Linked DNA regions of Mus musculus: region 2 is linked to region 1. A link is a loop called in an ENCODE intact Hi-C map of the cell type or tissue named here. Cell type or tissue: gastrocnemius. All regions are shown on one strand. Links, peaks and the distances in the headings refer to the core of each region. The heading gives the core; the rest is flanking DNA.

Region 1 (15,330 bases), core at 3,150-11,149:
GTAAAGAATGCACACATTAAATTCCTGCACTCTCCCTCTCTCCTACTCATCTAAGGTCAGTCACTAATGGGCAGGCAGACGTGACGTTTCACACCTTCTGTTTTACATGTGCTTCAGTATCATAAGGGAGACAGGTCCTTGGCTAATCAGAAATCAGACAGACGGTTACCATATAACCAGCAATCTATCCTAGATGCCTAGCTAGAACAGTTACAAAAAGGCACTCCAGGAAATATTTGGATAGATTTATATTAGTACTATTCTCAACAGAAAAATAAGAGGAGAAATGAAATGTCCATTGATAAATGAACAAAACGTGGTCTATCCATTGAGTGAAAAAAATAACCTTCCATAAAAAAGGAATTAAGTACTGACTCGCACACACTGCAATTAGAATGAACTTTGAAAACATTTTGCTAAGCCAGTCATAAACGGTAACATACTATATGTTCCATTTACATGAAGTAGTCAGAGTATATTAATTTTCAGAGGTAAAATGCAGATAGCTATGAAAGCGACAAGGATGGGGAATGGTATAGAATTTCATTTGAGGAGACAGAGACTAAATGGAAGGAGGCACGGAGGCACAAGTCGCTATGCAGGACACTGACCGTCCCCAGCCCCACTGACTGGCTCACCTTCCAATGCTGTATGAGCTGCGTCTCAGTCAGTTAAAGACAGGCATGGAGTTGATGATTGCTTGGTTCTTATTATTCCCCACTTTGACTTATTTTCCCCAACTTTATTTTTCTTTTCCATCTGAGTGTTTTGCCAGGATGCATGTCTCGTGTACCGCATGCATGCAGTGCCTACAGAAGCCTACAGGAGTCAGGTTCTCTAGAACTGGAGTTCCACATGGTTGTGTGGGTGCTGGGAACTGAACCAAGGTCCTGTGAAGAGCAGCCAGTACTCTTAACCCTTGAGCCATCTCTCCAGCCCCAAACATTTTTACTGAATAAAACTTTCAGGAAAATGTGGGAGTACTTTTTGAGATAACACTTTGCTATGTAGCCTCAAACATGTAATCCTCCTGCCTCAGCCTCCCAAGTGCTGATAATAACAGCAAGTGTACAATGGCTGGTTTGGCCAATTCTCTGTAATAACTGATGATATTGGGTGAAGATGGACTAATACTCATGTAACCACTCTCCTAGTCAGGGGACGATATATTTACTCATTTCAAGTTATTTTGCAAAACAGACTAGAACAATTCCTATCCTTAATAACTAGTGTGCATTTCTCCTTTTAATTATTGCTGACCTGAATAAGTGGGAAAATTTTTTTTAAAGATTTATTTATTATACATAAGAACACTGTAGCTGTCTTCAGACACCCCAGAAGACGGCATCAGATCTCATTACAGATGGTTGTGAGCCACCATGTGGTTGCTGGGATTTGAACTCAGGACCTTCAGAAGAGCAGTCAGTGCTAACTGCTGAGCCATCTCTCTAGCCCCGGAAAAAAATTTTTTTAACTTTCTGCTGGGGGTGGGGAATGTTGTTATATGGGCAGTTTTACTTTCCTCTTTTATAGGAATGTTCCATGGATTCCCTAATCCTTAATCTACATAGCTGTAATGAGGTTCGAGGAAATCTTACATAGGCTGCAGGACCCTGAACTCAGTCCTCTCCTGCTTCAGCCTCTCTAGTTCTGGGGTTGCAGATACCACCACACACCTTGAATTTTATCTCTGTATATTTCGTTTCTTTTATCGGGACATAGTTTCTCTATTTCTGGCTGTTCTGGAACTCACTATATAAGGCAAGCTGGCCTCAAAGACACAAGAGATCTGCCTGTTTCTGCCTCCCAAGTGCTTTGATTAAAGGGGTGTACCACCTTGTCTGGCTGTCTCTATATTTTTCTAAACAAATGTAATTCAACCTACTTTTCTTTTCCCTTTTTAAGCTTTGTTTCAAAATTTATATTTAAAATTAAATAGAAACTACATGTACGTATTGTGGTGGTTTGATGAGGTTTGGTCCCCATAGCCTCGTGTGTCTGAACGCTTGGCCGATGGGGAATGGTGCTATTAGGAGTTGTGGCCTTATCAGAGGAGGTTTGGCCTTGTTATAGGAAGCAGGACACTGTGGAGGTGGGACTTTGAGGTCTTACGTGTTTAAGCTACACTCAGTGTGAAACACACACAGTCCCCTTCTGCTGCCTATTGATCAAGGGCTAGAACCCTCAGCCCCTCCAACACCATGTGTGCCTGCACGCCGCCATGCTTCCCACCACGACGTTATGGACTAAACTTCTGAACTGTCAGCCAGCTCCAATTCAATGTTTTCCTTGATAAGAGTTGCCTTGGTGTCTCTTCAAAGCAATAAAACCCAAAGATACTCATTTTATGCATGTCTTAAAATACATGTTAACTATACAATCACTAACTGTGTTAATATTTAAAACCTCCCAATGATTCTAAAGGATATATTGTCAACTAGTCACCATTCTGTACAGTTCATCTCTTGAACATTGTTCTCCTAACTAAACTATCCTTTAACCAGCATTTCCTCCACCTCTTCTTCCCAGCTTCCCAGCCCTGGATAACCACTGTTCTCCTCTCTGATCCTCTAAACTCAACTCGTTAAATTCTGCATATGGAAGAACCACGTAGTATCATCATTCTGCACCAGCTTACAGCTCTTAATCATAAAACCTCTGGGTTGATCCACATGGCCACAAGTGACAGGCTCACTTCTAATGGGTGCCTGCCAATCCCTCACTTAGGTTAATCCCATATGCTGACTCTTTTAAGTAAGTATTCACCAATAGTAAACCCAAAAGTCCCGCCAGCCCTTCAGCCTGAGATGCACTCAGTACTGGGTCTGCTGGGTCGGATGGAGTTCTCTGTTAATGCTTTAGGAACCTCTACTCACGCTTTCTACACGGCTGTGTTCATCAATGGACACTGGCAACAAACGCATGCCTTCACCTCCACATCCTGGGAGCCCTGTGCTGCTTTGATAATAGCTATTCTCAGGTGTCAAGTGGTGTCTCACTGCGGTCCACAATGCTGCGTGCTTTTCTACACACCAGCTGGCTGTTTGTACACCTTTATTAAAACTTGAGACTAACTGGTCTCTGAGATAAATGACTACTGAGGTACAGGTGCTAATCTAAAGGTCAAAGGCAACAGGTTAAGTCCCTGGGCCACCACCAGCACAGCAGCTGGGAAAATGTCCACTGCATACAAGGCTAGGACCTAGTAGAGTGAAATTAGGGGAAGCTAAAGCATAAATTGTTTGCAACAAACTCACATCAGTTCCTGAAAAAGAATAAAACAGTCCATAAACGAAGTTCCGGTACGTCCTGCTGAGATAGTTCCAAAAGCAAAGGACCGTATGGCCCTACAGGTAATCAGTCCTCAGCACACAGCAAAGAAGGGTACAGGCTTCTCTGCTGACTTAGCGGGAAGCTGTGAGCTAAAATCATATCCGTTTACCTCTGTGCCTCCCTGTCTGGACTATAACTTAACTTAGGGCAGTGCTTCTCAACTTTCCTAATGCTGTGACCTTTTAATACACTTCCTCATGTTGTAGTGACTCCCCCAACCATACAATTATTTCATTGATACTTCATAACTGTAATTCTCTACTGTCGTGACTCATAATATAACTCTCTCTATCTTCTATGTGGCCCTGTGAAAGGGGTCTGAACCCACAGGTTGAGGACCATTGAGTTAGGGTGTTTCAGAGTTCTCATGAGCAGCTTTTGAGAAATGTCTCTTTAAACCCTTTGGCCACTTCTTAACCAGTCCCTTCTACTTTCCACACTAACCCTTTATCAGATTACAGTCTCTGAAAGGTCTCTGTCACACACTGCTTCTTCACTGCCAACCATCCACTGTTCATTTTTCTATTTGGTTATCTTCTTGTCACCAACTAAGTATTAGCAGTCTGAATGCCTACCTTACACACAGAAGTAAGTTGCTCCCTAAGTCTGCCCATTACCTTTTGTTTGTTTATGGTACCTGTGGTCCCTTAATTTAGAGCTGGCCCTTAACCTTCTAGATCTTTATTTCATGTTTTATTTCAACCAAGAACAGACAATAAGGTCTTGGTAAAAGTACAAATGTCCTTCGAAAACAAGGTGACTGAGGGTTGTGACACCTCCGAAAAAGCTACCTAGTGGCCTACCTGCGTTACTAAAGTGTCTCTTGTTGGGGTGACTGTAGTTATCTCTTGGATGTCCATGCATTTGTGGGCCATGGGAGGCAGGCAAATGAGGCTTCTGAGGATGAAGGTTGTGTGAGGTATGGGACTGAGATATCAGAGAATCCCGGCTTGAGCCCGAGGCCTCTGGTCGAAATGGTTTCTTACCACCAAGCGAATCATCTTTCTTCTTTTGTTCCTGGAAGAGTAAAAAAACGAAGAGCTTAGAACCCAGGCTTAAGTTCTGAGATCAGAATAAAGGTCACCTCCTGAACAGGTCCATCTTGCTCCTCTCTACCTTTGAACTGCCTTTTAGTAAATTCTTGCCAAAACTGTTTGTCAACTCCCATGGGCTTCCACAGCGGCAATCACCTAACAGGAGCTGGCAGTCTGCGGACTTTGACCTACTAGTTCATTGCAGGAAAACCAACCTCTACTTGTGAGAACACATGGAGGACAGCTAGGTGTCACTGTATACAGCCTGTCCCTGTGCACACAGCCAGGTAGTCAGCACTCTCAGAAGACTGCCACAGCCACACAAAATCCTGCTTACTAGGTTTCCAAGGCTAACTAGGCTAAAGAACTCCCAGCTGTCAAATGGGAAGAGTTAAAATCTGACCAGGAGGGGAAGGACTATTAAATTATTTGCTCTATATCTAAACCTTTTGCGTATAAAGAACAGAAAAAAACACTTTATTTGTTTCTGTCTTTTCTTTATTTGGCACATTATGAAAATATCTTCTCCATATTTCATTTGATGCTTGAGTAAGAAATTCATGGCTGTACCGTCCCATGATTATTGGCCAGCAGCCATGCCCACTGTAAGCATGTTTTAGCCTTTGGTTAGCCTTAAACTAAACTCTTGGAAGGAGAAGCACGCGTTCTACTCTGCTGACAAACTGTGAAAGCAACTGTGCTGGCTAGATTATGTCCACTTGATACATGCTGAGGTCATCTGAGAGAAGGAGCCTCCATTGAGGCTGGGCTCCTTAAGACTTAGCTGTAGGCAAGCCTGTAAGGCAGTTTCTTAATTACTGACTCATGGGGCAGGGCCCAGCCCATTGTAGGTGCAGCCATCCCTGGGCAGGTAGTCCTGAATTCTATAAAAAAGTAAGCCAAGGGGAGCAAGGCAACAGGCAGCACCCTCCATGGCCCCGCCTCCTGCCTCCAGGTCCTGCCATGTTTGAGTTCCTGTGCTGACTTCTTTCCTCACCTTTGCTCATGCTGTTTCATCCCAGCACTAGCAACCATAGCTAAGACAACTATCAGAGAAAGAAGATGACTCACTCGACATCCGTGTGTCCCTCAACCTCATCAACTGCTGTGAAGTTTGCCACCGTGTGCTCACTGTCAGATCCTCAACCCAACTTACTCTCCTGCCTAAGGGCCTTTCCCAACTATGCTCCCACCCATAGAAAAGTTATACTGATAGAGGCCGGTGAGATGCTCAGTGGTAAAAGCACTCAACACTAATGCTGACAGCCTGAGTCTAAGCCCGGATACACAGAGTATGTGGAAGGAGAAGGAAGAACAGACGACTGCAAGCTGTCCTTGGATAAGCGCTCATACTTGTACTCCCATGAACTGTCTTTCTTTCTCTCACTCACAAAATGAATAGACAAATATAAAAACTTTGACTAGAGTTTCACTAAGACACACTGTATTGTGCCTATTCTCACTATATCATATTCGTCAGTGTAAAGTTGAAAGATGAGCTGCTTGAGGGCATAATTCTCAGGTCAATAACCCAGCAAGTTCACATTACAACTATTTCTAAGTGCCCATGCTGGCCCTAGCATGACTACAGATGCTGAAGGCACAGCAATACATGAGAGACAGAGAGTCTCTGTGTTCGTGGGCCTGACACATTTGTGAATGTGGAATAATGTCCACAATTGCTCCTCAGTGGCTGATTTGGACATGGCCCATGTGGGACGGTAGCAGATCTACAGGAGAGCTTGCCTGCGTGAGAAGTAATGCTACAGCAGAAGCCAAGTCACCCTTATGGCCATCCCCATACAATACATACGTACTTATACAAAAGGGCAACAACTACTGGGCACTGCAAACTGTCTACTCCTTTAAGTGAGCAATTTGGAATCTTCTGTGTGAGGAGCTGGATGGATGCCAAGTACATGGGCCCACACAAGAATGGGACTTATGACAAGCCACATTACAAGCTAAAAAAAAAGGATATACATAAGAAGGAAGGGTCTAGAAAACAAGCATCCAGGTCATGAGATCACAGGTTAACAGATCCTTGTCAGGATTTAAAACCCTATTTGGCTCTAATGCATTGGTTATCTTACCTAATAAACAAAAGTTTTACTGTCTGCCTACTCATGGGAGTATGTTAGGAACTAATGAAATTACCTAGTATAATGAAAAATCACAGTCTATGACATTATGTCTGGACCATAGGTCACACACTCTGTGACCTGCGCTGGTTTTTGTCACCTTGCTTAGGCTGTACCAAATCCATGTAAAACACAGGCAAAGAGTCAATGGCCTATAGGGCACCAACAACCCCACGGATTGATCATTACCTCCCCAGAGAAAAACAAAACCTAAGGGGTTTCCTGTGGAACTGACTTGCAATAGTTGTATAAATTAGGACTACATTTGCGTTTTTACCTCCTCTTCTTGAGATCTTTTCTTATGAGCCATCTTATATAACTTATGTAGTTTTCGTGCATCAAATTCTGTAAACTTGGAAACAAAAATCCATAGGTTCCTAAAAGAAAAATAGTATTGGTAAATTAAACAATGTAAAAACTGATTTTGTTGTTGTTTTGTTCTGGTACTTCTCTCTTTTCTTTTCTTTTCTTTTCTTTTCTTTTCTTTTCTTTTCTTTTTTTGAGACAGGGTTTTTCTGTGTAGTCTTGGCTCTCCTCAAGAGAACTCAAGAGATCTGCCTGCCTCTGCCTACCAAGTGCTGGAATTTTTAATGTATGTTCCATCTTGCCTAGCTAAAAAGTGATTTTATAGATGGCAAACTACTAAATTTTGATGTAAAAGGTTATCCAAGTCCTTGCACTAAGCTGGGTCCACAAGAGCATACTACAATCCCGGGACTCATTGCCACTAAGGCCTGTCATCTCTAAGAGACTGCTGAAGGCCCTAGCGAGGCATTGCTGTATAGCATACATAGGAATGGCACAAAGAGGGTAATTACAGAGACGCTGGAAGTGACAGTAAGTTACCAACAGTGCTCTTTATCCAAGCTTTCCAGTGAGCACTTTCTCTATGCTGTGCTGGGCTGGGCCACCAAACAGTCAACATACTATGTCAGGTAGAGAGCCACTTAGCTTACTAAGGCCTCTCTTATAAAGAGCCACAGGCTTCTTGGCAAATTACAACAGACCCTACACATTCCCAGTGCCCTGGCTGTTCACTTTCAAGCCTCTGCTAAAGCCTTGGCTGTGTTCGTTTCACCATTTCCACTTAGCTCATCTACTCTCACAGTTCAAGGTCCCCAGCCTCCCTGGCCATCCTTGTGCAGATGTGCAAGGGTGTATGGTCTGAATGTGTTGTGTGCCATATGTGTGCCTGGTGCATGTAGAGGCTAGAAGGAGGTCTGAAGTTATACATGGTTATGAGCCATAACGAAGGGATTGAACCTGGGTTCTCTGGAAGAATGGCATTTGCTTTTATGGATGGACTGTCTCGCCATCCCTGTAGGCAGTTCCTTCATACAACTTCTAAAACTGCTTCTATACCTATTTTTAGATGGTTAGTTTCTATGGAAGTCATACCTTGTATTATTTTTGAACTTTTAAAAATCAAGGACGTTTTAATAAAAACGTGCTGGTGACCAGGTTTTAAACACCAACAGAACCAAGAGCATAGCAGAAAGCCAAAGATGACCTGCTACCATCCTTTAATCTGTTAGAAAGAAAGCGTTATATGCTAAGTAAAGTGGGGAAATGTAAACAGTGTTAAGCAGGAAGAAATGACTGTTGAAAACTATATTTTGTACTCAGGAAGTGTGGCATGCTATCACTAGCATCATGACGAAATTTCTGAAAACCGATGTTTCACTCAAGAGCCATCCACTAAGCCAGAGATGCATTAACCACGAAGCACATGGGCTAAAGGTAAATACAGTTTATGGAAATACACTTAACATTACTTTTTCAACATTTCCTCTAGTACTGGGAACTAAGGCCAGGGCTTTGTACAAGCTACAAAGCCACGTCCCTCGAGTCTCACTAGGCTGGCCAATCTGACCCTAAGTCAAACTACAGGCCTCCTGTCTCAACAGTTTGGGTGGCTGCACCTCCCATCTTGACGATTATCACAGTTGCTTTCCAGGGTTGCCATTTGCTCTGAGTAACTACGGGAGATGTCCATGTTCTGAAAATCATGACACTGATCCTTCAGGAGGAAAATGACACCCTTATCCTCACGTGATGGGTCACAGTCAAAATGCAGATACACTAAATGCTCCATACAAGAACACCTGCAGGCTAGGGACAGTGAGTATATATGAAACAAAGAGGAAGTTTATATTTGATTTGCTTCCCATTTAAAGACATGTCATTACCTATGTTTATGAATATTTTAAAATCTAAAATCCTTCTGATTCTAAGCATCTCTGATAAGGGATAGGCAACCTGTTTATAAATTAACATGCAAGTCATAATGTCTTGCATTAATTTCAGTTACTACTAGAGTTTTTTTATTAGGGAGATGAAAATGGAGAACTCAAGTTCATGTGCTTATAACCTTTGCTTCGCTTTACGTGTTAGACCTGTTTTAGCTCTTTTTTTTGTGTCAGGTTGGGAAAAGAGAACATGAATGAGAAAGTCCTGACCAGATTGGACTGTTATGCTTTTCCTTGGTAGATGACTGATTTGGGAGGGCCCAGCCCACTGAGTGGTGCCATTTCTCAGCATGTGGTTCTGGGTGAGCAAGCCACAAGGGGCAAACCAGTGAGCAGCACTGCTCCGAAGTCTCTGCTTCAGTTCCTGTCTCCAGGCTCCTGCTCTGCTTTCGGCCTCACCTTTCAGCAGTGAAAGGTGACCTAAGAGTCATAAGCTGAAATAAACACATTCCTCCCTAGCTTGATGGTGGCCCTGGTATTGTATCACAGTGACAAAACAGTAACTAAGATAGTTATGGAGCCAGCCCATTTCTTATAGTAGACTTAATAACACTAACCTGAGATGAGGAAAGTATTATTCTGGTTTGTGTCTTATGGGTTTAAAGCAAATATTCTGACAACAAGCCAGAAAGCCCGTTACTGTTGTTGTTGTTATTATTATATTATTACCACTATTATTACTATTGCTATTATTATTACTATTATCATCATCCTCATATAAACCACATTAATGGTACATCAAAAGAAAAGGCTGGACTTTACAAAGTGGCTTATTTCATGAAAAGGAAGCTGAGGCCTAAGGTTATACTGTCAACAAATGAATCCCGTTGGCAAAAGAGTAAGTAACCATGCAATCTATTTTTAAAAACAGAGCACACTCGCACATTGTCAAATCAAACTGGGCAGAATCAAGGCCAGAGTGGGTTACCTCCTCCACAATTTGATGTGCTCCTGGTCTGAGTAAGCTTTAAGGCACTCGGCTATGCGGTCTCCAATTTTGAGCAGGCAGTTCCTGGTGTGTTCCAGCTGTTCTTGCACACTGAGCCCTTTGTCAGGTTTGTCCAACTGTTTCAGTGCCTTCTTCACAGGCCTCATCCTCTCCTTACACTGCAACAAGCCAAAAGAGCATGAGTCATGTCAAAGAATGCTTAACAGGTCCACACACTGAGGTCCAGGAAAGACACCCACCCTCATGCTGCGTGTCACTATGAGAGGAGTGGGAACACCCGTGGAATGGGACAAGTGCAGAGACACAGAATTCCGAGGTGTAAGTGCCGTCACCATATCCGGGATTAGATGAGGACCTTTGATACCTGACTTAGCCTCTCTGAATGTTCTTTCCCCATCTGCAAGAGAGCTGTGGCCACGAAGAAGGTCAAATGTAAACAGTACTATAGGGTTAACCTGAAAACCGCGATCATAAAGTTTCTTAATAATGAAACAACAAAACTACTATATACTCTGTGGTAGTCTCCTCAGCTAGAAACTCATGGGCATTTTCAGTAGTTAACTTCAGTTTTTATAATGGAATAAAGAGACACTACAAATTAGGAAACACTGTTTCAGTGAGTGGGAATAAAAAATGTACCAACGATTTCTACAGAACATATAAATTACCCTGCAGCTCAAGCTAGTCTGATCTTGCTATGTGGCCCAGACTGGCCTCGAGTTTGTGATCTTCCTGCCTCTGTGTCCACAGTGGTCAGGTGACAAGCATGTACCACCAGACTTAGTCACATATGTGGCTAGTATGAACAAGACCCTTGGTTCAAAACATATTAACACAAAAAAACCGGAAAGTGGCACCACAGAAGCATCAGATATTGCTTTATTTCTAAACAGCGCAATAAGGAAGAACAGGGAATAATGAATGTATTCATTATCCAATTCATTCATTCATTCATGTTTCTAGTACCTAGGTGAACATAATGCTCACAGAATATAAGAAAACTGTCTTCATTGCAAAGAAAGAAAACCATAGGCATATGCAAATAGGTTTTAGGGTCTACAGAGAAAGGCCAAACACAGAACATCACAGAATTGGGTCAATATTCTCCCTTCTATTGTCAGCCCAAGACAAAGACATTTCCCGTTGCAAAAAACGACAGCTTTTTCTTTAGCCTGAAAGAGTTGCTGAAGTGAGCCATGACTTGTAAGGTTTGGAAAGAGAATAGAGTTGTGGAATGGATAAAGGCTGGCAGCCCCTTCCCAGGCTCCCAGAAGTGAGTGTGTCCTGGTCCAACTCTCAGCTTCATAGCGTGGAAGCAGGTACGGTCTAGAGCTTTACCACCTTAGCCAAAGCCCTTCTCCTCAACAGTTGGCGCGTCTTAAGCCACCACTCTAGCCACAGGGCCACAGTCACCACCTCATACATCATAAGAGCCCCTGCCACTCTGGCATGCATGTCCCTTTCTTCTCCCATTCCCATATGCTTCCTTCAGAACCCACTTCAAACATTACTCCCTGGACCTGCCTCACCAGATCAGATTCCCTTCTTGCTGGATCTCCAGGGACTCCTCTCTCGCCTCTATACCCTATCTATCACAGGGGCATCAACATGATTCAGGGAGTTAGCTATCTAGTCAGCTTGGTCATGGATCCTACTTTCACTATAAACAATAGAAGAATAAGAAATTTCTTCTTTAAGACAGGGTCTCCAAATGTTGTTTCCTGACTGGCACATTTCTATTTCCCAAGTGCCACAGAGAACCCCTCTAAACTCTGCAAGTGTGTGGTACACATAAACTCATGCAGGCCCACACATACTCTCAAAAACAGAAATATAAGACACCCTACTGGTTCAGCCTACAATCTGTAAACATAACAAGGACATGCTTGCAAAGCAACACAGCAGCGTTTACCCTAACTGAAGCTCTGTGGCTGCACCTGGGAAGACAGAGCACAGCGAGCATTGTGTCCAAGCATCAGCATCCTCCGTTTCAAGACTTACAATGCTGAAGGTTTCCTGGTCCAGATCATCGTCTTCATCCTCCCCGATGGGAACAGGCTCACTTCCTGCTGTAATGTGCACAGGACCCTGAGATCGCTTTGATTTACTTGAAGACTTGCCATCACCACCTTTGACCTTTTCAAAGAGTTACAAAGAGTCATGATCACTAAATAATCTTAAAATCTAGGCAGAGTTCTGTTTGTTTGTTTTATTTGGTGACGGTGGTGGTGGTACTGTTTTATATGACTGTGTGTGTATCTGTATGGGTTTATGTGCTCCACATCTGTGCATGAACATGAAAAGGCCATAGAGGGTGCCAGATCTCCAGAAACTGGAGTCATAAACACTGTGAATCAGAACGTGGGTGGGTGCTGCGAACTGAACCTGGGTCCTCTGCAAGACCAGTGCTTTGCTAGAGCAGGGAAATGATGACCTCAATTCACACAAACTTAAAAGATTAATACCTAAATTCTAAGTATTCCCATTTCTGTCTAAAGGTACTCAACTACAGCTTTGAGTTTATCAATATAATTTACAGAAATTTCATGAAGAAACTAAGGATTTAAACAGAACTCCTAATTACCATGCAGCAAGCTTTATTAACAGCTACAGTCTGGTCCAGGAATGCATATTAACTGTAACTGACAGAAGCCAAGAGAAACAAGCATGGAGACCAAAATAATGTAGATTCAAAGCCTTCAGAGGGACACACACAGATTATTTAGGAAAATTTGATACAGATTAAATACAAATTTTAAAAAAGCATGGAGGAGGTGTGTCTGGAAAGATAGTCCTAGAGTTAACAATGCTTGATCTTACAAAGAGGATCCTGGCATGGTTTCCAGGACCTTCATGGAGGCTCAGAAATGCCCAGGGAATCTGACACCTCTGTAAGCTCCTGCCTGCATGTGGTTCACCTGAATATAGTCAGGCAGACATGTGCACACAAAGAAAACATAAAAATATTTTTAAATAAAACTCACAAAAGCACAACAGCATGGTCTCACATCAACTTTACAGTAGGCATTCTGAGGAGTGGGAACAGGAAGAGGAACTGGACAAGGGGAGATGCAGCAGTGCCCGAAAGGGGAAAAGCCAGCTGAAGTAAACATGAAAAAACGTGAAACTGCCAAGCATATTTAACCTCAACACAAAGAAATCAGAGGCATGAGGATCTTTGTGAGTTCCAGGTCAGGAGGGTTATATAGTGAAACCCTGTCTCAAAAATAACTCAACAAAACCAAACCAAACTGAGAACAAAAACAAAAACAAAACAAAAGGAAACATTATTTTGTAGGAACACTGATGCAAAAGACTTCATCCCCTTTACCCAGCACAGCTTACTCTTATTGCAAAGCCTTAGCATTATTCTTGTATTTGTGTAGCTGTGCCCTTAATTCATGTGTAGTCCATGTGTCCAGTGTCCACAAGGTGAGAAGAGGACATTACATCCCCGAGAACTGGAGTTACTACAGATGGGTGCAAGCCACCACATGGGAGCTGGGAACTGAATCCATGTTCTGTGCAAGAGCAGAAAATGCTTTTAACCACAGCATAGTTTTTAACATGAAAAACTAGAAAGTAATTTTAGTATGAGACCTAAATAGCTTCTACTACACAACAGCCAAATTATCTAATAAGAACTACTTTAGCACCTGTTCTTCAGTGGTAAGGTAGTGCAATAAATATACTCTTGTGTGGAGAGAAGAGGCTACCCAATGGTCTGAGCTAAGCAGTATTTTATATTTATAGTCATATTCCAAGGGGAAATTTACAAAAGTTAACGTCAAAAAGGTAAGATGGCGAGTGCTAGAAAGGTGACTCGTGGATTATGAACACTGCCCACTCTTCTTAAGGCCCAGAGGTCCAGTCCCAGAACCCTCATGGTGGCTCACAAGCACCTGTAGCTTCAGTTCCAGGAGTCAATGCCCTCTTCTGGCTTCTTTGGGAACCAGACACACATGTAATATATAAATATATGCAAGCAAAACATCCATACACATAAAACTTAATTAAAATCGTAAAAAACAGTGAAGGTGTCAGTAGATGGCAGAGTTATAGCTGTGATTTGCTTGAAGCAATGCTAAGGGCTCATTACAAACAACTCTCTTCACATCTACCTAGTAATGAAACCATATCAATTCTATGGTTTGGAATGACTTCCTGAAACTCCCAACATGAAGGCCTTTACCCAGGTCTTCTACTCCAGTGTCTGCTGCTGATATGTGGTATCTGGTTGGAACCCTCAACTCCTCAGGTCTGCAGTATATGTAGACAGTTTTCTTCTGTCATAGTCTAAGAAGCTGTACATGATTCTCTCTCACTTATCCCATCTCATCTCATACACTTCTGCCCAAATGTGTAATGGCAGACCAAATAAAGGTCTTCTACATTACAACAGCTCAAGACTGCCTAGCTCCCTTTCCTGTGAGAAGGGTGCAGGCATCCCTTACGCAGACCAACCTTCCTTCCTAGATACACTCAAAGACAGTTCTCCCAGGGGTTATACTTCATGTTATATGAAATCTTGTATGCTGAGTACCTTCTCTTTCTTGTCTTTGGACTTCTTCCTCTCTTTGTCTCCTTCCCTGTCCTTCCGAGAGCTCACTGGTTTCTCTTTGTTCTCCTTGTTCTCTTTCTTCTTCTGCTTTTTTTTCGTTGGACTTTTTTCTAGACCATCATCCTAGGAAGCAGAAAACCGCACATTTCTCAATCTTGGCTTCCTAGTTTGTTTCTAAAGAAAGCAGCATTGGACCAGGGCTCATCAGTGACTTCAGTCATTTCCATTAAGAGCCTACCAGCACTGCAGAACTTGTAGAACTCTCAGTCCACTAGATTTGTACAGGCAGACACTGTTACACTCTCTGATCCAATTCTCAAAGTAACTCTCAAAAGCACTGACCAGATGGAGTTCAGCTCAGTAAATACACTTGTACAGGATGCATGAGGCCCTGAGTTAGATCCCAAGAACCACCCACCCCACGCCCCTAAAACAACAGCATTACTGTTTCTACTCCACAAACAGAAAAAAAAACCAAGGACCAAAGAAACATTACACCTGCCCTACTACGTGTCAACTAGTACTGATGAGGCTGTCAGTACCTGAATTCATGTACTTGAGTTCAAATCTATGTTGGTCCTTATAGCCACTGGGGGCCCTTCTGGAGGCATTGTCACATATTACTCTCAGAACAATAAGACTAAAATCAGACTTGTCACTGAGTGACAAGGCACTTCCACTTTCTGCAAACTGGATTACAAGCTGGCAAGCCAATGGCTACACTCAGCCTCTAAAGGCCCTCCAACTAACTGAACCGCATTATAATGTAAGTCTTGAGTTCCCTGTTAACCAGTTTCTACAAATTTCTTTCATTCTCTAAAACAAAGAGAATTACCAACTGCCATTTGTCATGATTCAGCTATGTTGGAATCTGTAACTGCTTACTTAAGAGGAGCAACTACTATGGTGGTCTGAATAATAATGGCCCACATAGGCTCACATATTTGGATGCTTAAGTCACCAGAGAGTGGAATCTCTGATAGGAACAGAAAGATTAGGAGGTGCGATCTTATTGGGGGAGGTATGTCACAGGGTGTGGGCTCTGAAGTTTCAAAAGCCCCTA
Region 2 (15,330 bases), core at 3,730-11,729, 51 kb after region 1:
GAGCACGAGGACATCCTTTCTGTCTCAACCAAGATCTTTGCAAGATGCTGCCTTCAACCAATGGTGCGTAACAACTTTCCAAATTGCTCGGTGAGGAAAATAAAACTGAACCAAGGTCCTGACCCATCATGCATTCAGTGGGGCAGAATAAAATATACACCTAATGTGACAGCTGAAATTTATAAAACAACAATGTCTTCTGGGCCCATGGTTAGACCTACCTGTTATACACATAGCACACAAAAATAACTTGATAAATTATATTTAAAAGTTAAAATCTGGCTGGCAGTGGTGGTGCACGCCTTTAATCCCAGCACTTGGGGGGTAGAGGCAGGTGGATTTCTGAGTTCGAGGCCAGCCTGGTCTACAGAGTGAGTTCCAGGACAGCCAGGGCTACAAAGAGAAACCCTGTCTCAAAAAAACCAAAACCAAAACCAAAAAAAAAAAACAAAAACAAAGTTAAAATCTGTCTCTTCAAAAGATGTTATGAAAATAAAACAATCCAGACACTATTGCATATGCCAGAAAGATTTTACTGAAGGGACCCTGTTAAAGCTGTCTCCTATCAGGTTATGCCAGTGCCTGGCAAATACAGAAGTGGATGCTCACAGTCATCTATTGGATGGAACACAGGGCCCCCAATGGAGAAGCTAGAGAAAGCACCCAAGGAGCTGAAGGGGTCTGCAACCCTAGAAGTGGAACAATATGAACTAACTAGTACCCCCAGAGCTCATGTCTCTAGCTGTATATAAAGCAGAAGATGGCCTAGTCGGCCATCACAGGGAAGAGAGGCCCCTTGGTCTTGCAAATTTTACATGCCCCAGTACAGGGGAATGCCAGGGCCAAGAAGCAGGAGTGGGTGGGTAGGGGAACAGGGCAGGGGGAGGGTATACTTTCAGGATAGCATTTGAAATGTATATAAAGAAAATATCAAATAAATAAATAAATAAATAAATAAATAAAAGCCTAAATAAATAAATGAATAAATAAAACCTCAAAAAGTAAAGAAAACAAAAAGCCAGTCACAAGCCAGTAGAGAAATTGCATCCAGGACTGTTTTATAGACATGAACTGTTCAACTCATTAACATAATTTTTTATTTTATTTTATGTATGTGAATATACTGTAGCTATCTTCAGACACACCAGAATATGGCATTAGATCCCATTATAGATGTTTGTAAGCTACCATGTGGTTGCTAGGAATTGAACTCAGGACCTCTGGAGGAGCAGTCAGTGCTTTTAATGGCTGAGCCATCTCTCCAACCCCAACAATTTTTAAGAGCTGAAGCAGTGCTGTTAAAATTCTATTTAACTTTATTTTAGGTGTCTTTGTCAGGATGTGTGTTACTGCACCAAGTACCTGTAGTACCTGCAGAGCTAAAAAGGATTTCATATTCCCTAGGGCTGGGCATTACAAACAGTTGTGGGCCACTATGGACAGTATGGGAACTGAACCCAGGTCTCCTGCAAGAACAGCAAGTGCTCTTAACCAGCTCTCTAGCCCCGGTCTCATTTTTTCTTTCATTTTTGAGACAGGGTTTCTCTGGGTAGCCTTGGTTGTCCTAGAACTTGCTCTGTACACCAGTCTGGCCTTGAACTCAAGAGATTTCCCTGCCTTTGCCTCCTGAGTGCTGGAGTTAAAAGTGTGTGCCTGCCCAGTCCTCTCTAATTTTCTTAACAGCAAAAGATTTGAATAAATATTTCACTAAAGAAGCTCAAATAGCCAAAGAAAAATGAGATGATGTTTAACATCCTTAGTCATTACAATGAAATAAATTATGGAACATTCTACAATTATGTCACTTGTACAATCAGTAATTACATTGCTTCCTGTGTAGTAGTTACTACGCCAGACAATGAGAATCACAGAGGAATAAGACAAGTGAGATTCCTAGTATTTCCACAAGCCTAAGTCAGGGAAATGCAGCGAAACAGGAAGGGGGTCGGAAGGAAGATAAGAAAAGAGGTGAGTGCCAGGTCAACACAGAGAGAAGCAACATTCCAGATGAACAGAGCAGGAATGGCTCAGCGTGTGAGAGACAGAAAGATGGCAAGGACAGCTGATCCATAATGCGTAGTGGGACAAGAGTTATGAGCCAATATGACCCAGGGTCCAGCTCTCTACAGTCTTCCAAACTAAACGAACCAATTTAGACTTTGTCCTAAGTTGTCACTGAGCAACACTAGACAATTTTAAGTCAGCCAAATGAATATATATACTATGTATCTGTCCTATACAATTTATCTAACAGAAATAAACCAGAGTACCTTCAGAGGCACCTTGGCTTGAGTAAGAACTAAAACCGATGCTTCTACTATCACAGACTGCGTTTAAGGCATGTCAGACTACATACGTCATATACTTCACTCATGTGGCTTTGAGACTTTGTTCTGATTTATGCTTTCTGAGGCAGAGAGTCACATGGAGCTAACAGTGGGCTTGCACTCAATAGCTGGTAGTGAATTCCTTCCTTCCTTCCTGCTTTAACTTCCCAAGTGCTGGGATTGATTGTAAGAAGCGTCACCATCCTACCTGTCTCTCATGTCTTATTTCCCAAATCTTTAACTAACTCAAACCTGTGGTGGGCAACTACATAACCCTCCTTACCAGGCACATTCTTAGCTTCTATCCCTTATGCTACAAGATCTTAACAGAGCTGCTTCTGCCACAGATGAATGCTTTATGCTCCCCATGCTAGCAGCTCTGCTACGTCTATTAAGAACATCAGAAAGTTTCCAGGCGTGGTGGTACAGCGTTTAATATTAGGATTTGAGAGGCCAAGGCAGGCAGATCTCTCTAAAACTGATGCCACCCTGGTCTACATAATTACAGGATAGCCAAAATCACATAGTAAGACCCTTTCTCAAAACTACAAAAAAGGGGGGTTGGGGAAGCAGGAGGGAGAACTAGCATATTAGACATTCTAGCACCTTTTGAAACAAACAGGAAGGAGCTTACTTCTCCGGCATAATAAAGTGCAGCAAGGACCAAAGTTCCTTGAGGGAATTCTGAAGAGGGGTGCCCGTGATCAGTAGCCTATGGTTGGACTTGAAATCAATCAGAGTTTTATACAATAAAGAGTCATCATTCTTCAACCGATGGGCTTCATCTACTCCCAGGAAGGCCCAGTTAATACTGCCCAGCACGGTCTAAAGTGAAAAATAGAACAGATGAGCCACCAGGTCAGAAGGGCACCCAGAAGTACTTACACAGCTAAGTAATTTCTGTACAAATTCCATTACAAAGGTACACATGTAGACACAATTATTCTTCACATATTTAATACATATTAGGACTCTTCTGCTCATTCTATCAATGGCCAAATTCAAGCTCATCTAAAGCTGCAAGTGAATCTCTTATACAATCTACTACTACAAGCCCCTTCAAGAGGCTGGAAACTGGTATGCTGAACAAAAACAGAAACAAAAACTCTAGGTTACTTTGTCTTCAAAAGATTCTTCTCTTGCCTATTTTATCACCCCAACCTTGCAACACAGGAAACAACAAGAACACAACACTGAATATAGAATAAAAGCATTTACCACTTAGTAACTTTAGAAAGAACTCTCCAATTATTGTAGAATACCTCAGTGCACCCTCGATACCCTTTCCTCTTGCATCCTTGCAACTGGATTAAGCCACCCTAAGCTCCCATACGGTGAGGTTGGTTTTCACAATTTTAGTAATTGAGGAACATTTTAAGTTTGTTTGTTTCACCTTTTAAACGGAGCAAGAAAGCATGACAAGTGGGATGCACAGCCCCACTATTTAACAGGATACACAGGGGCAAGACTTAACCTTTATTACTAATTACCTTATCTTTTAGGAGGATCTCATATGTTGTTATAAGTGCATTGAACTTCAACCTTTTGGTTTGAGAATGAATCCACTCATATTCCCTTATCTACAAGAAGAGAAAAACAATAATTAAGACACAATTTCTATTTCCAAGTGTCTGAAACAAGTCTTATAATAAATGCAATAGAAACAGCAAACAAGTCTCATGAGAATTGCATGAACAACCTATGCACTCTAAGAAGACTTGCTGTAACCCAAGCTAGAACATTGAAAGTCAGAGTCAAACTACAGACCGCTGAGCAGGAAAAACTTTATTATCATTTCAAATAAACCAAACCCTCCTGCTAAGATCTGACTATGTGTGCAGAACTTATCAGCAATTAAAGTTGTGGACTTTATCAGGCATGCTGGCACACATCTTTAAACTCAGCACTTAGGAGGCAGAGGCAGGCTGATTTCTCTGAGTTTCTTGAAATACAGAAAGCTTGTCTCAGAAGGGAAAAAAAATCTTTTATAACTAAATAAAGTACGGCTTTTCCAGACTTAGGGAAATGAAATTTCCATTATTCTTTGCATATGATGATATTTATTAAGAAGTAACAAATTATAATCAATAGTTTGACCAGAAATTTCATTAATCATAACAGCTATATCCCCTGAGAAAAACAAATTTTATAGAGTGAAAAATATAATTTAATAAGTAGAAAATAGTAAGGAATGTAAAGAGACTGGAGAATTAATGAATCCACAGTGAACTGTGATCAAACTCAGCAAACACCATGAATCTTCTCCATTCTTAGGATTTAATGACTTAGGAACAAAAGGGAAAGGAAGTGAGGACTTGCAGCTAACTGCCACTGAAGAGGAGTAGTGGGTGCCTGCCACAAAGCAAAATACTGGTTTGCTTTCTCCTTTAATAACTACCAAATTAAAATTAGGGCCAGGAAACCTAGTACAGTTTATAATTCAGATATTTTTTGTTTTGTTTTGTTTTGTTTTGCTTGCAGAGCTGGCAATTTAAACCCAGAGCCTTAAGCATGCTACAGTCAATCACTTAGGTACAACCCAAACCCAAATCAGACTGTTTAAATGACAGCATTTAACAAAGACAAGTTTGAATCTATGAAAATATGTTTGCAGCATTTATCCTAAACACTGAAGATTCCCAGTGGCCGGCTCTTACTACAAGCATCTCCAAAACCCATGTGAAAGTGAAGGGCACAAGAGCAAAGCTCCAGGACCAGACAGACTCATAGCTCAAGAGCTCAGGCTCCATCTAAACGAAAGGGTTAGACAGACACCCTGGACAGCTATTGTCATGGGAGACAGCTGCTATCAATTTTGAAGACTATCATAAGGGTTACAGTACCTAACACAAGAATTCACACACAGTAAGTACTGAAAAAGTCATTCATTTCTCAAAAACATATTTTGCTAAACAAAGACAAATTTATTGTGTGCTAAATTCATGATGCTCAAGTCAATGTTTGATACTAAACAAGACTCCTAGAAATGTAGTTCTCCTTTATAGGGCGGCCATAAATATAAAAACCAAACTAGCTGTGATGCAAGCCACTGATCATAGCTCTCAGGAGGCTGAGGCAGGAGGAGTGCCACAAGTTAGAGGCTTGCCTGAGCTACATAGTAAGACTCTGGTAGGGAGTGGAGAAGGGAGGGCAGAGAGAAGAAAAAATTGGAGAGAAGAGAACCACTATAATCCAGCTAAGAGAGACTCCAGTGCAACTGCTGTCTTAAAACATAACATGCTCCTTGGTCAATGTTGTGTTTGTTGGTTTGGTTTTTTTGTTTGTTTGGTTGGGGTTTTTTTCCAGACAGGGTTTCTCTGTGTAGCCCTGGCTGCTCTGGAACTCACTCTGTAGACCAGGCTGGCCTTGAACTCAGAAATCCGCCTGCTTCTACCTAAGTGCTGGGATTAAAGGCTTGTTCAATGTTTTAAAGACTATCTGAGTTGCATACTCACAACTGCGAGTACTAAGAGCACAGTAGAGTATTTGAAAGAGTTTACTGATGCATCTATAAAACAGACTCAATCTCCAAACTACATTTCTAACTCCCATACCACTTCAACTCTTTTTCTTTACGCACCGTATTTCTGCTCATCAGGTCACCTATGTAAACCACGACATTAATCTCTGGTGCCCAGATCTCAAACTCTCTCTGCCATGAGGTAAGGGTGGACAAGGGAACAACTATAAGAAAAGGCCCATAGAGCTGGTGCTGGTGGAACAGGTAGGAGAGAAACGATATGGTCTGGATGGTCTTTCCTAGGCCCATTTCATCAGCAAGGATTACACTGTTACTTCTGCATGAAGAAAACAATACAAACGAAGCAATTAGATATTGACAAAAACACTATGTGCAAAATACACAGTTCACAATAATCACAAAGGAAAGCATCAGTTTGTCCTTTCAATGAATTTCTCCTCATCTTCAGTGACACATGAATCCTAAATATGGAAGAAAGCAGAAGACAGAAATAACAACCAGACACTTATCTGTAAGTGCATCCAATATTTAGATGACATGTAAGGTTCCCATCTTAGACCCAAGGCTCTGAATTACATAGTCTTCACTAGGCTATCCCTCTAACAGAGAAGCCAAGCTTTATCATGGAAGCATACGGCATGTAGCCTTGGGTTCATTCATATACAAAGGAGTAAATTGGCTATCAGCCTTGCTGTTGAACACTATACCAACAGTCCTGTGCCTCTGCTCAAATTACCTTCTCCATCCTACTGCATTCCACTTGACTCATCAATACAACATCTACTATTTTATAGACCTACTTGATGCAGGTATAAAGGGATAGGTTTTTGTATTGTGTGTAGTGCTAGAGACAGTGCCCAAGGCCTTGTATATTTTAGGCAAAGAGGAACTGTTTTAAATAAGACACAGTTGACAATTCCTGGCCTCATTGCAACTGAATGAGAATATTCAAGAAAGACTGTAGGATTCTAAGGGGATTGTTTTGGTTTTTCATTTTTTGTTTTGTTTTCTATGAAGTAGATTCTCTCTGTGTAGTCCAGGTTGATCTGGGATCTGCAATCCTCCTGCCTCTGCCTTAAAGAGCTAGTAGTAGTAGAGGATTCTGAACACTGAACAAGCACCTTGGAAGACTGATGCAAGTGCTCATGGGCCAGGACTAGAAAAGAAGCTGTAACTCCACTTTCCTTTCTTTCTCTCTCTCTTTCTCTCTCTCTCTTTCTTTCTCTCTCTCTCTCTCTCTCTCTCTCTCTCTCTTTCTTTCTTTTTTTTTTTCTGTTGTAAAAATATAAAAAGAAAGACAAATGAAGAAAATGAACACAGTTCCACAGTTAGAAAAGTATATTTGGGAAACAGAAAGTAGCCTATATGGCAGGAAATTAGAGATCTAGTATGACATACACTGTAAACACTATTACAGGCTGGAGAGATGGCTAAAGAACCCTTCAAGAACCCTCACAACTCTGATACTTGTTGGGTGTTTATGACTTTGTGTTTCTCCTGGGTACCGCAGCTCATCCGGGTTCTTCTCAAGCTAGAATATATAGATGGCCTAACCCCAGTGTCATCTATTCAGCTTAACCCTTCAGTGGCTGGCTCTCTTTGGCAGGGGCTCTTCCTATTTCCCTGCAGACACCAGCTCTCCTTCCTGCTTTCAAAGCCTAAGTCCCTCTTGGAGGACTTGGCCCAGCCTAGCTTAGGAAGGCTCTTGGTGGGTCTACCCTTCTTTCCCACCTTTTCTGGCTGTTTATCTCAGAAACATCTGCAGGATTTAACTGTGGTTGCTTACTGTCTCTGGAGGTACACAAACATCAGTCTACCTGCTTACAAGTAGAAGAAGCACAAGACAAAGCCAAGGGAAGGCCAGTGCTGGCAGCTAGACTCTCTGCAGGAGCTGTGGCTGGTTGGTAATCCTTACCAAGGGAGGCTTAAAGCACACAGACCTGAAGGTGTTTGTACTCTTGTTCCTGTGCCTGGAGAGACAGTACTACCCACAAGCAAGCCACCCCTTCCGGCTCGCAGCTATACTCAAGCTACTGGGACTGTATTTCAACCAAAAGTTTCTGCGCCTAATGAACTGGTTTGCATGAATATGTGCTTCACTAGTGAACCAGAGCATTAAAATATTTAATACTAGAAATAGTATTAGCGGGGGCTGGAGAGATGGCTCAGTGGTTAAGAGCACTGACTGCTCTTCCAAAGGTCCTGAGTTCAATTCCCAGCAACCACATGGTGGCTCACAACCATCTGTAATGAGATCTGACGCCCTCTTCTGGTGTATCTGAAGACAGCTACAGTGTACTTACATAAAATAAATAAATAAATCTTTAAAAAAAAAAAAAAGAAATAGTATTAGCTAGTAATACTGGCTAGAAAAACAAAGCATTTAATTTGCCAAGATCACAACAGATCTCTTTTAGTTAAAGGCCAGTTTGGTCAGCATGCCGAGTCCTAGGGAAAGCCAGAACTACATCAAGAGACTATGTCAAAATCAATCAATCAATCAATCCCACACTAATGACTATATAGCAAACATTGTGCAACTCTGAACAAAGCTCACGGTCTCATTCTGAGCAGCATCAAGCATACAATACAAGTGCTGGCTCATACGACCTCTTTAGTGACATCTAAGTTCTTACTGATCCTTTAGAAAAAGTAGGACTCACTATCTTCTGACAAAAAAGTTGTTTTTTTTTTTAAAAACAAAACAAAAAAAATTACTTGCTTTACAATTTCATACACATAACATTCTTTGATCAATCTCCCCATTTTCCTTTTATCTCATACCTGCTCCACCAACCCAAGCCCTTTTTCCCAAGTCTCCATCTACTTTTATATCTGTTTACTTGTCTACATGTCTCCCACCACATTTCACTCTGCCTACACGAGAACGGGTAGCATTAATGAAAATCATTTTTCTCAGTCAAACTCCAACATTGTTTCTTCAGGCTTAAATACTGCATTCAATTGAAAAGACAAGTCGTGAAGGTGCTCACTTGGTAAGAGTTAGTGTAAATACGTTTATAACTAGAGACCATCTTCCTAAACCTGAGGATAAACTTGAGTATTTTATTTTTCAAGCTATAATTTAATTCTGAAATAACCATCGATATCTATATTAATATAAAAAGTAAAGACACAAATGTGGTACATTTACACAATGGAGTACTACTCAGCTATTAAAAAGAATGAATTTATGAAATTCCTAGGCAAATGGATGGAGCTGGAGGGCATCATCCTGAGTGAGGTAACCCAATCACAAAGGAACGAACACAATATGTACTCACTGATAAGTGGATATTAGTCCAGAAACTTAGGATACCCAAGATATAAGATACAATTTGCTAAACGCATGAAACTCAAGAAGAATGAAGACCAAAAAGTGTGGACACTTTGCCCCTTCTTAAAATTGGGAACAAAACACCCATGGAAGGAGTTACAGAGACAAAATTTGGAGCTGTGATGAAAGGATGGACCATCTAGTGATTGCCATATCCAGGGATCCATCCCATAATCAGCCTCCAAACGCTGACACCATTGCATACACTAACAAGATTTTGCTGAAAGGACCCAGATAGAGCTGTCTGTCTCTTGTGAGACTATGCTGGGGCCTAGCAAACACAGAAGTGGATGCTCACAGTCAGCTATTGGATGGATCACAGGGCCCCCAATGGAGGAGCTAGAGAAAGTACCCAAGGAGCTAAAGGGATCTGCAACCCTATAGGTGGAACAACATTATGAACTAACCAGTACCCCAGAGCTGTTGACTCTAGCTGCATATGTATCAAAAGATGGCCTAGTCGGCCATCACTGGAAAGAGAGGCCCATTGGACTTGCAAACTTTATATGCCCCAGTACAGGGGAACGCCACAGGGCCAAAAAAGGGGAGTGGGTGGGTAGGGGAGTGGGGGGGGGGGGTATGGGGGACTTTTGGGATAGCATTGGAAATGTATTGAGGAAAATACCTAATTTAAAAAAAAAAACAGTAAAGACACAAAGAAGGGGTTGGTCTGGAGCGAGCACTCAGTGAGTAATAGCACTCGCTGCTCTTCCTGAGGACCTGAGCTCAGTTCCCAGTACCCACAGGGCAGCTCTCAAGCAGGTCCAGGATACCAATGCCCTCTTCTGGCATCTGTAGGTACAGAGTACACAAGTGGTGCACAGACATACAGGAAAATAACCATATACTTAAGTTAAAAATGTTTTTAAAACTGTGCCCTTAGCAGTGAAGGAGGCTCTCACATGACACATCACAGAATGACAGAGGAATCACGCCTACCTTGAATCACTTAAAATCCTCAAAGGCTAACTGGTCCAACCCTTAGCTCTAAGGATACTAATAAGGCAAACCCACAGAGAAAGTCTAAGCGTATGTTCTACCTACTTGCACCAGGAGTGAGCCAGCCAGTTGAGGCCCTCCAGCTGATAGTCTCGGAGCTCCAGACTCTCCCCTCCTAAATAAGCTGGCTGCTTCTTCAAAGCCACAAATCTCGGCCTTTGCTTTAGAGCCTGAGAAACAAAAATGGACAAACCTAAGTCTTACAACATTTTTCCTTGACCTTAAAGTACAACATTAGCCATATTTCAGGTATGAATTGCCACCCCAACTCACCCCTTCCTATTCTGTTCCCAGAGTTCATCCTAAAATTAAGTTTTTTTAAGTAAATTATTCTTTTTCTGACATAACTCTGTAAACACTAATCAGCTCTTAATTTTCTCATCCAGTGATACCATGTGACACTCAGCGTTACCTTGATGTCACCTTTTCTAAACGATACAGTAGCACTCTGGAAGTCTTATTAAGTGTATGAGTATTTGCCTGCATGTATATATGGGCACCACATGTGTTAGTACCTGATGTGGTCAGTGTTGGGTGCCCTGGGACTGGACCCTGGAACTAGACAATTGTTGAGCTGCTGTGTGGGCACTGGAAACCGAGTCTTCTGGAAGAGCAACAACCATCCTTACCTACAAAGCCTACAGCCCAGGCCCCAGGACACTCTCTCATATGTTACTAAACACCACTACACTTCCCAAGGGACAGAGGAAATGTAAGCACTGGCTTTTTTCCTCAGGAAACCTCTCCCATTGCCCACTGGAGCCATGACCTCCACCTCTGTTCTATTCTGAACTTGGCCTCTCCACCACATTCGTGACCAACAATCACATGCTGGCTTTCACAGACAAGAGGGAGTTTGAAGTTATTAAACTTCAATTTCTCTAAGATAAAGTCCAAGGAATCAAGCATATTTCCAGACCTCAGCAAATTCCAATGAGAAGAAAAGACTTGTTCAATCAATCTAACAAGAAAAAGCCTGTTTATTCAGTTTCTAAATTAAAATCAGAGACATCTTTCCTGCCTAAATTATCTACTTTCAAATATTTCTCACAATATAGCTAATTATAAAGTATTAAATTATATAAATCAGCAAAGTCATCATATAACTGATCCTTGTTTTAAAAAAAAGTGTGTGTTTATCTGTGTCTGTCTGTGTCTGAGTGTCCTGAAGTAGACCACATGCATACAGGATCCTTCAGGTCAGAAGATGGCACTGAGTCTCTGGGAACAGGAGTCACAGCTGTAAACCACAACCTGGGTGCTGTCAATGAACCCAGGTCTTCTCCAAGAGCAGTGAGTGTTCCTAATCTCTGAGGCCCCTCTTCAACCTCTCATCCTCCCCATTCACTTTCTTTCTTTTTCCTTTGAGATAAGTCATGAGTAAAACAGCCTTGAATTCACTCCATGGCCAGGACGACCATGAATTTCTGATTCCTCTGCCTCCACCTCCAAGACCTGAGATTACAGGCATGCCCAGTGATGCTCAGTCTTGTCTGGTGCTAAGCCACCAAATCCAAGGGCTACACACATGCAGGTTTACTCTAGTTTCTGAGCAAATTCAACAGCCCACGCTGTAATTATTTATATTTAATGTAACTTTTAAATCATCATTGATTCTTATTGTATCATTGTATCAAAAATCATCATTGATTTTTGCTTCTACATATGTGCCCAACTAACCCTTTGGTTACCACACCTTTCCACAAAAACCAATACAAAAGTAGGCTGGGGGTGGTGGTGCATGCCTTTAATTCCAGGACTGGAGATGCAGAAATAAATGGATCTCCATGAGTTTGAGGACAACTTGGCCTATATAGTGAATTCCAAGACACCAGAGCAACATCATAGAGAGATCCTGTCTCAAAACAAACAGGAAATAAATAAATAAAAATATAAAAAAAATAAAATTACAAAACTCAACAATTGGCAAACCTTGCATTCTCTTGTGGGAATGGTTTTGGAGTTGTTTCGACTGTGGAAGCTGTCGATACAATTCTGGAATTTCTTTCCAATCAAGGCTTCATCTTCCCAGCTGCACTCTGAGTAGGGTAGTCCCATCCACTTGCACAGATACTCAGGCTCATTTGAAGGTGCTGGCTTCCGACTGTGAGCTATATCATGAATAAAAAATTATCAAACAATGTCAAATTTGAAGTAGGAAGTGATTTTCGTCTTTAATGTATAACTAATGAATATCATGTGACAAAACTACAAATAATCTGTAAGACACAAGCTGCTCATTTTGAACATTTACTAAAGGTAAGATCTGCTGCTCACCTGGGAAATCTGTTTGGCCCAGTGTAGATTTACTTGTCTTCACAGCTGAGCAAACACAAAATAAGACAGACTATTAAAAACATGCCAAAAAAGGCAAAGAAGCAGACTGTTCAAGCAAAGGGCTAGAGAGATGGTCAAAGGCTAATAAGAGCACTAAAGCTGCTTTCCTAAAAGACCCAGGTTCAATTCCCACACCCACCCATCTGGCAGCTCATAGCTTTGTTACTCTAGTACCAGGGGATTTGAAGCCCTCCTCGAGCCTCCTCATGAACAAAGTATGCACACTCAGCATAGATATACATGAAGGCAAAACACCCATACATGTAAAAAGGTAATCTGAAAGATTTTCTTGCAAGTATGTGCTCATTCGTCTTGTGTTCACAAAGAAGCCTACCTACACTGGCTGCTGGACCCCATTCTACTACTCTGTTACCTTTCAAATAAAAGGCAGAACCCCTCTAACTCTCTCCTGAGGCCACCTCAATCAGACCTGTTCTGCCAACAGTTATTTCCTCAGACAATTTCACTGATACCAGCTAGCCCCACTCCGAAATTCAAGAATAAAATCCAAGACTAGTATTCCATGTCAATCACCTACTTCTACTGCAATAATACTCAGACCTGGAGACTACAGCTGAACAAATGTTGCAGCCCTCAAATAATGCTTGTCTCTTAGATGACAATGAAGTTACCAACCTAAGCATTTGATTTCAACTCTAAACGTCAGTTCTTCCCTTGATCCTTTCATTTCAGGGAATGAGACTCATTCTCATAGGAAACCTTGGAACCAATATCCTTGACATTCCTGTCTCCTCTCATCCCCCATACCCAAACCTACAAGCAATAATTATTAGCTCTCCCTTCAAAATAAATATAGGCCTTTGTTTAGTCTCAAAAAGTAAAACTGCAAAACTCATTTTGTACATTTATATTATCCTAAAGCCAAAGGTCATGTCTCCAAGTTTACAGAGGACTAAAGAGTTTTCATGGACTTACCTATTACTCTCTCTACTATCTGATACTGCTTATTCAACTCTGATGCCAGCTCCTGTTGGCAACTGAAATATTCAACATCTTCAGGAGAAACTTTCCCTAGCCTAGACAGAAGACCAAAATAGCATATACCAGTTAGAACTTGGAGATCTACACATATGTATGGGAGAAAATGTCCTAAGTACAAATGTAAAATTATATGAGTCCATGTGTCTGTCTCTTTGGTAATCTTTTCTAGTAACAGGTCTGTGGTTTAAAAACCAACAAAAACATTTCTGCAAATTGTATTAAAACCAAGAATAATTTTAAGCATAATTCAGAGGGTTCTAGATTATTAAATTTCACAGAAGTCACCCCAGACTAACCAAAGAAAATAACAAAATGTTCTTGACATTGGCTCTGCATACGTCTCTCTAAATTCAAGTCATTGATTCACTTACGTTACTCTCTGCCTCACCTTGCCCATCTACAAATCAGGTAAAAAGGAAAGAGAAAGAGAAAGAGAAAAAGAAAGAAAAGGAAAAAGAAACTCAAAATCTTACTGTCAAGATCAAACATACTGAACAAAGAAAAGACAGCAAAGGTTCAGTAAGCTAGCTAGTCTCATTAAATCTGAAAATTTAGTAGCAACATATGAAGACATCTCCATTTAGAAAAAGAACCAGCCAGGCGTGGTGGCACACACCTTTAATCCCAGCACTTGGGAGGCAGAGGCAGGCGGATTTCTGAGTTCGAGTCCTGCCTGGTCTACAAAGTGAGTTGTCCAGGACAGCCAGGATTAAAAGAGAAACCCTGTCTCGAAAAAGCAAAACAAACAAACAAACAAAAAAAAAAAACAGAACCATAGACTACTCAGTGATCCTTGATCAGACTGATTAAGGCAAAATCTGAAATCTTAGAGAGCTGTGTTCTCCACACTCTTCAAAGCTCCCTTCCCTGCGATTGGAAACCACTTCACTCTGTAGCAGGCAACATACCATTGCTTGACCTCATCCTCTTTCTTCTTGAAATTCTCCAGTTTCTTTAGGCCCTTCACTTTCTGTTGCTGTAAGGAGTCTTCACTCTCCCATGTGCTGTGAATATAAGACCAGCCCTTCCACTTGATAAGGTACTGGACTTCACCTTCCTCCCTCTCCGTGTCAAAGTCATCGCTAGGATCTCCATTAGCTTCAACAGCATACACAGTGGTAGACGCTCCAGTGGCTGCAAAAGGATTCAGGTCAGCTTTAAAGAAAATGTAAGAAACCAGGCAATGAAAGATTCCCAATTATTCAACTGCCAGGAAGAGTCTCTTCTTCAATAAAGCAAAAGTCTTGCCTTACAGTAAGCAGTCACTTACTGTATAATTACACTTAGTAAAATAAGTCAGTTACAACACAGGATGGGCTCAGTCCTTTCAAATATCCTCAAGATATTTACCTTAAAACATGTGCAAACTTGCAAGTGGTACCACACTAGTCAGCTGTCCAAACACCAAACAATGAAACAGCAGCAGCACCCTTTTCGTTTTAGTCTTGACTGCCTCAAAAAGCAAATCTCTTCCTCCAAGAATAGAGAAAGAAATCAAAATGCCCTGTCCTTTCCTCCCAAAGCTGTTGACTGTCTTACCCTCAAATAACCTAACTGGGAACTGGGAAATGGCTAGTCGGGCAGGGCACCAGGTTCCTAGTTAACACTACACATAGTCAAGGCTGAATTTCAAAAAAAAAAAAAAAAAAAAAAGGATTGGGGCAGAAAAAGGACCGTTATGCTTGGTTTTATCTTTGCAGTGAGGGCTGGAGCTAGGCAAGTGCTGTCTGTCACTGTCCTATATTCCCAGCCTTCCCATGAAAAGGATATTTTACAACAACTTAAGAAATACCTCAAATGGATTCTTTAAAAAACTCACTATGACCCAAATATGTCTGTGATGAGTC

The links. Peaks named below come from ENCODE experiments on the same cell type or tissue, not always from the same donor. Only the 100,000 strongest peaks of a DNase experiment are listed, where the experiment ranks them.
Region 2: it touches region 1 in a loop (2.7-fold over the local background); 14 of 42 quality-filtered maps call a loop at or near these places.

The regions. Positions count from the first base shown.
Region 1 is chr7:73,437,450-73,452,779 of GRCm38, forward strand. It overlaps Chd2 (chromodomain helicase DNA binding protein 2), which reads right to left. Exons shown (of 39, transcript NM_001081345.2): 33 at 14,250-14,390; 34 at 11,708-11,842; 35 at 9,686-9,864; 36 at 6,786-6,885; 37 at 4,137-4,350. Among named protein-coding and RNA genes, the nearest start is that of A730056A06Rik, 69 kb to the left of the region's middle. In gastrocnemius, for the core only: no CTCF peak of the experiment used is centred there; no DNase peak of the experiment used is centred there; H3K27ac peaks cover 3,346 bases.
Region 2 is chr7:73,487,518-73,502,847 of GRCm38, forward strand. It overlaps Chd2 (chromodomain helicase DNA binding protein 2), which reads right to left. Exons shown (of 39, transcript NM_001081345.2): 9 at 14,392-14,617; 10 at 13,418-13,518; 11 at 12,422-12,466; 12 at 12,077-12,255; 13 at 10,190-10,314; 14 at 5,908-6,124; 15 at 3,818-3,907; 16 at 2,962-3,152. Among named protein-coding and RNA genes, the nearest start is that of Chd2, 47 kb to the right of the region's middle. In gastrocnemius, for the core only: no CTCF peak of the experiment used is centred there; no DNase peak of the experiment used is centred there; H3K27ac peaks cover 260 bases.